Regions from separate parts of the Homo sapiens genome. Here region 2 is linked to region 1. A link is an interaction called in ENCODE POLR2A ChIA-PET data of the cell type or tissue named here. Cell type or tissue: Panc1. All regions are shown on one strand.

The links. ChIA-PET counts read pairs that join two places held together with the same protein. Peaks named below come from ENCODE experiments on the same cell type or tissue, not always from the same donor. Only the 100,000 strongest peaks of a DNase experiment are listed, where the experiment ranks them.
Region 2: POLR2A ChIA-PET joins it to region 1 with 6 read pairs; 3 of 35 experiments call an interaction of 5 or more read pairs at or near these places.

Annotation. Positions count from the first base shown.
Region 1 is chr1:154,818,852-154,821,351 of GRCh38, forward strand. All of the region lies in intron 2 of KCNN3 (potassium calcium-activated channel subfamily N member 3), which reads right to left. Among named protein-coding and RNA genes, the nearest start is that of KCNN3, 50 kb to the right of the region's middle. In Panc1, no CTCF peak of the experiment used is centred here; a DNase peak (open chromatin) is centred at 990.
Region 2 is chr1:154,986,004-154,988,503 of GRCh38, forward strand. FLAD1 (flavin adenine dinucleotide synthetase 1) reads left to right here. Exons shown (of 7, transcript NM_025207.5): 2 at 2,102-2,500. Among named protein-coding and RNA genes, the nearest start is that of FLAD1, 3.9 kb to the left of the region's middle. RefSeq lists an enhancer at 1-298. In Panc1, no CTCF peak of the experiment used is centred here; no DNase peak of the experiment used is centred here.

The sequences.
Region 1 (2,500 bases):
TGTTCTAAAAGGTACTCCCCCAGCCTCACATGTGTGCTGGGCAGGGCCTGGGTCCTGGGTGTGAGCTTCTGGGGCAAGGCTGGGGAAGACGGGGACATGATCATCTGGTCCCTGCTAAAATTTAGCTAGGTGATCAGGAACCACTGTGGATGAGGAAAGCTGTGAGCAGATTCCTAGCAAAGGTCCTGACATCACCCAAAGGGGAGATGCGGCAGCCACCCCCTGCCCTGCCTGCTTCGCAACAGGTGAGCAGCAGCTGGCCTTTGCCTGTGGAAGGGTGCTTGCTAAGCACTCCCCTCTGCATAACTTCATCAGTCACACTTGGGATAACTCCTTCCTCCACTCGCAGGAAGCAGGTTCCGCAGCTGGCTGAGCAGCCAGATCTAAATCAGAGAATTACAAGATTGGGGGGCTAAGTAATAGATGAGGAAACTGAGGCCCGAGACCAAAAAGCTAAGTCAAGGTACGACCAGCTTTGGAAAAGAGTTACCTTGAACTCAGCATGCTTTCCATTCAAAGAACGTGCTACAAACGTGCTATACTCTGCCGAGAAGAGTATACTGTCAGACACTATAAGTCTCTGGACATGCAAAGATTAATGCAAAGATAACTGTCCCTGAGGTAGGGAAGAAAGACACCCAACAGAAAACTACAATATGGCCCAGTGCGGTATATACAAGGGCGCTCCGTAGGAACCTCCCTCCCACTGACTCTCTGGGCCCAAACTGTTCCCATTTCCCTCTGGCAAGAGAAGGTCTAGCTGGGCACAGAAAGAACTTTACTGGAAAGGTAAGAGGCACAGAGGAAGCCGGTTTTGGTGACTTTCCTCAAGTGACGGAGGCTGCAGGGAGGATAAGGGGCTGGGTGGTGGGAGCTCAGGGTACAGGCAGGGCTGGGCCAGAGCAGGAGGAAGCCCAGCCACCTGCCAGTACCAGGCAGTCGTGATAGTGACCACCTGGTGGACCCAGCTGGTAAGTGCAAGGCCCAGCTAGAAGCAGTGGGACAAAGGTCACAGGAAAGGGACCAAAGTTTCCATTCTGTGAAAGCCCACTCTGTACTCTACACTGTTTCCAACCCCTGCAAGAGTTCAGCAAAGTGGGTGATGTGGTTCCCATACTTCAGATGGGGAAACTGAGCCCCAGAGTCAGGATTCAACACAACTGATTTCACTTTGTTTCTCCAAATTGTGTCAGGCCAAAATGAATGACCCCCAATAGCATCATCTACTGCCCATGATTAGGGCTGAAACAGAGATTGGCCATGAGCTGGACATGGGACAATGGGTACCCAGCCAGGTTCTGGGCTGTCAGCAACATGACCCTGCCACCAGGCCGGAACTGAGTCAAGCTGCAGCTGGACCAGAACAGGCTGAGAGCTAGGGCTGCAGGCCCTGGACTGGGAACAAGGACCTCAGGAGCATCAGAGGGAGGGACACCTGGCTCTACCCACCCCAATGCCTGGAGCAGAAAGAGGAAGTAATCAGGCCTAGCACCACCAAAGTGTGGGGTTGAGGCTGAGAACAGCTCCTCTTCTTCCCCTTCCTCAAGCCTGGGTCATAACTGAGTTTTATGGTTCTGCCTTTTTTCTTTGTTGTGTGTGACACCTCCCCACACAGGTCAGGGTGACACATAGTAATACAGTCTCCCTACAGATGAGAACATGAACACTGAGGGACTGCCTGGATCCCGCGGCTGGCTTTGGGTGGGGTGGAACCAGGCCCGGAGCCCAGACTGTCAACTTCTGTCCTGTCTCGATTCCGTGGCCCTAGTCCTCCCTGCCTGTACTCCTGGCTCCTTTCTGGGGCTGACTGGACAATGGTCTGAGTTAAAGTCCACCACTCTGTCCAATTCAGACTCCATGAAGGAAGCTGCCTGGTGGCATCTGGCACAGGCACAGCCCCTGTCCAAGCATCTGCAACCCTTTAGAGGCTGAAGAGTCCCAGCATCCAGGTCAGTATCCTCTAGTCATTGACAGAATGCAGCCCTGCCAAGGTGGCCTGGAGCCAAGGCTTCCATGTCCCAGCCAGCCACAGTGGCCCCTGACCTTCAGACAAAAAGCCAAGGCTCTCTAAGAGGAGGAGGCACTCCCACCTGCGTCCGCACTGCTGCTCCACCCTGAAAATGCCGAGTAACAAATGGGACTGGATTTGAACGGTGTTGTTAAATAGCGCTTCACAAAGCACTCTCCCATGCGCTCCTCATCCCATCCTCACAACAGCTCAGCAGAGCTGGAATAAAGGCCCCATGTTCTAGATGAGAAGATCGAGACCCAGGAAGGTCACAGGGCTGGCCAAAGACACACCAAGAAAAAAGGTCATGGCCGAGACTTGACCCCAGTTTTTCTGACTCTGAGCTCTGGTCTTCGTCAATCTCTCGCCTGCTGCCCAGATGTGAATCTATCTGTGCTCCTCCAGCCAAAGGACCGGGATGGTTTCCAGATTCACATGCACATGAGGAAAAACATCTGGATAGTTTAGAACTTCTCAGGTCCACAGCAGTGC
Region 2 (2,500 bases), 170 kb after region 1:
AGCCACTGCGCCCGGCTGTGTGTGTGTGTGTGTGTGTGTGTGTGTGTGTGTGTGACGGAGTTTCGCTCCTGCTGCTCACGCTGGAGCGCAAATGGCGCAATCTCAGCTCACTGCAACCTCTGCCTCCTAGGTTCAGGCAATTATCTCACCTCAGTCTCCCGAGTAGCTGAGATTACAGGCACCCGCCACCACGCCTGGCTAATTTTTGTGGGGTTTTTGTTTGTTTGTTTTGAGACGGAGTCTCGCTCTGTCACCCAGGCTGGAGTGCAGTGGCGCGGTCTCGGCTCACTGCAAGCTCCGCCTCCCGGGTTCACGCCATTCTCCTGCCTCAGCCTCCCGAGTAGCTGGGACTACAGGCGCCCGCCACCACGACTGGCTAATTTTTTGTATTTTTAGTAGAGACAGAGTTTCACCATTTTGGCCAGGCTGGTGACCCCTATATTTTAAGTGCCTACTAGAGTCTGGTAGTGTCCTATACATCACATATATGTGATTTTACTAATCTTCACAACAACCCCACACAAAAATCCCACGAAGTTGGCACTTTTTTTCTTCTTTAAAATTTTATTTTTCTGTGTGCATTTGTTTTATAAACGGGGTTCTCGCTATGTTAAACAGGCCAGCCTCAAGCAATTCTCCCACATCAGCCTCCCAAAGTGATGGGATTACAGGCATGAGCAACCTTGCCCAGCCCCCCACCCTTTTTTTTTTTTTTTTTTTTTTGAGACAAAGTCTCACTGTCGCCTAGGCTAGAGCTAATTTTTTGTATTTTTTTGTAGAGACAGGGTTTCACCATGTTGCCCAGGCTGGTCTCAAACTCCTAGGCTCAAGCAATCCTCCCACCTCAGCCTCCAAAAATGCTGGGATTACAGGCGTGAGCCACCACACCTGGTCGGCAAAAAATCCCAATTGATGAAACTGGGGGTCAGAGAGGTTGAGAAACCTGCCCAGGGTTACATACCTAGGAAGTTGTAGAGATGGGATTCCAGCCTAATGCCTGATGCTCCCTTACTCCAAAACACAGACCCTTTTTTTTTTTTCCTTTGGTGACAGGGTCCCTGTCACCCAGGCTGGAGTACAGTGGCATGATCTCGGCTCACTGCAGTCTCTGCCTCCCAGGCTCAAGCAGCCCACCCACTTCAGCCTCCCAAGTAGCTGGGACTACAGGCATGCGCCACCACGCCCCGCTAATTTTTGTATTTTTTTGTAGAGATGGGGTTTTACCATACTGTGCCGGTTGGTCTCGAACTTCTGAGCTCAAGCGAGCCACCCCACTCCACCTCCCAAAGGGCTGGAATTACAGGCATGAGCCACCATGCCCGGCCATCAGAACACAGACCCTTAACCACTAAACCCTTTGTAGACAATTAGAGGGAGATGGGGCTGGAAAAGAAGATAGGGTATACGCCACAGACAGCCCCAAATACTCTGCAAAGGAATTTGAACTTTCTTCTGTATACAGTTGGAAACAACAAATGGCTTTTGAGTCCAAGAGTGATGCAATCACAGTGACGCATTAAAACGGTTACTCCGGAGACATCAGAGCACTGTGGCTGGAGGCTGGGAGCCTGGCCAGGAAGCTGTCGCCATTGTCCAGGTGAAAGGTGCTAAGGACCTGCTTGGTGGCAGTGGGGACAGAAAGAAGAAAGCAGGCCAGGCGTGGTGGCTCACACCTATAATTCCAGCACTTTGGGAGGCTGAGGCAGGAGGATCACTTGAGACCAGGAATTCAACACCAGCCTGGGCAACATGGCAAGACCCCATTTCTACAAAAAAAATTTAAAATGAGCTGAATGTGGTGGCACGCGCCTGTAGTCCCAGCTACTCGGAAGGCTGGGGTGGCCCTTGAAGCCAGGAGGTTGAGGCTGCAGTGAACTGTGACTGAGCCACTATACTCCAGCCTGGGTGACAGAGACCCAGCTTTAAAACCAAACAAATGGATTTTCCCACTCTTGTGTCCAGTCCAGGCCCCTCAGCAGCCTGAGGTGGTGTCCTTCAAAGAGCAGAGCACTGCATCATCAGGTGGATGCAGCCATCATCTTCAACCCCTCCCCTTCATCCCTACAGTACTGATGGCCTCATCTTCCCCTTCAACCCCCAGGGACACACTCAGGACACCAACACCTTCTTTCTGTGCCGGACACTGCGCTCCCTAGGGGTCCAGGTTTGCCGAGTCTCAGTTGTACCTGATGAGGTAGCCACCATTGCAGCTGAGGTCACTTCTTTCTCCAACCGCTTCACCCATGTCCTCACAGCAGGGGGCATCGGCCCCACTCATGATGATGTGACCTTTGAGGCAGTGGCACAGGCCTTTGGAGATGAGCTGAAGCCACACCCCAAGTTGGAAGCAGCCACCAAAGCCCTAGGAGGGGAAGGCTGGGAGAAGCTATCATTGGTGCCCTCCTCTGCCCGCCTGCATTATGGCACAGATCCTTGCACTGGTCAACCTTTCAGATTCCCTCTGGTCTCCGTCCGAAACGTCTACCTCTTCCCAGGCATT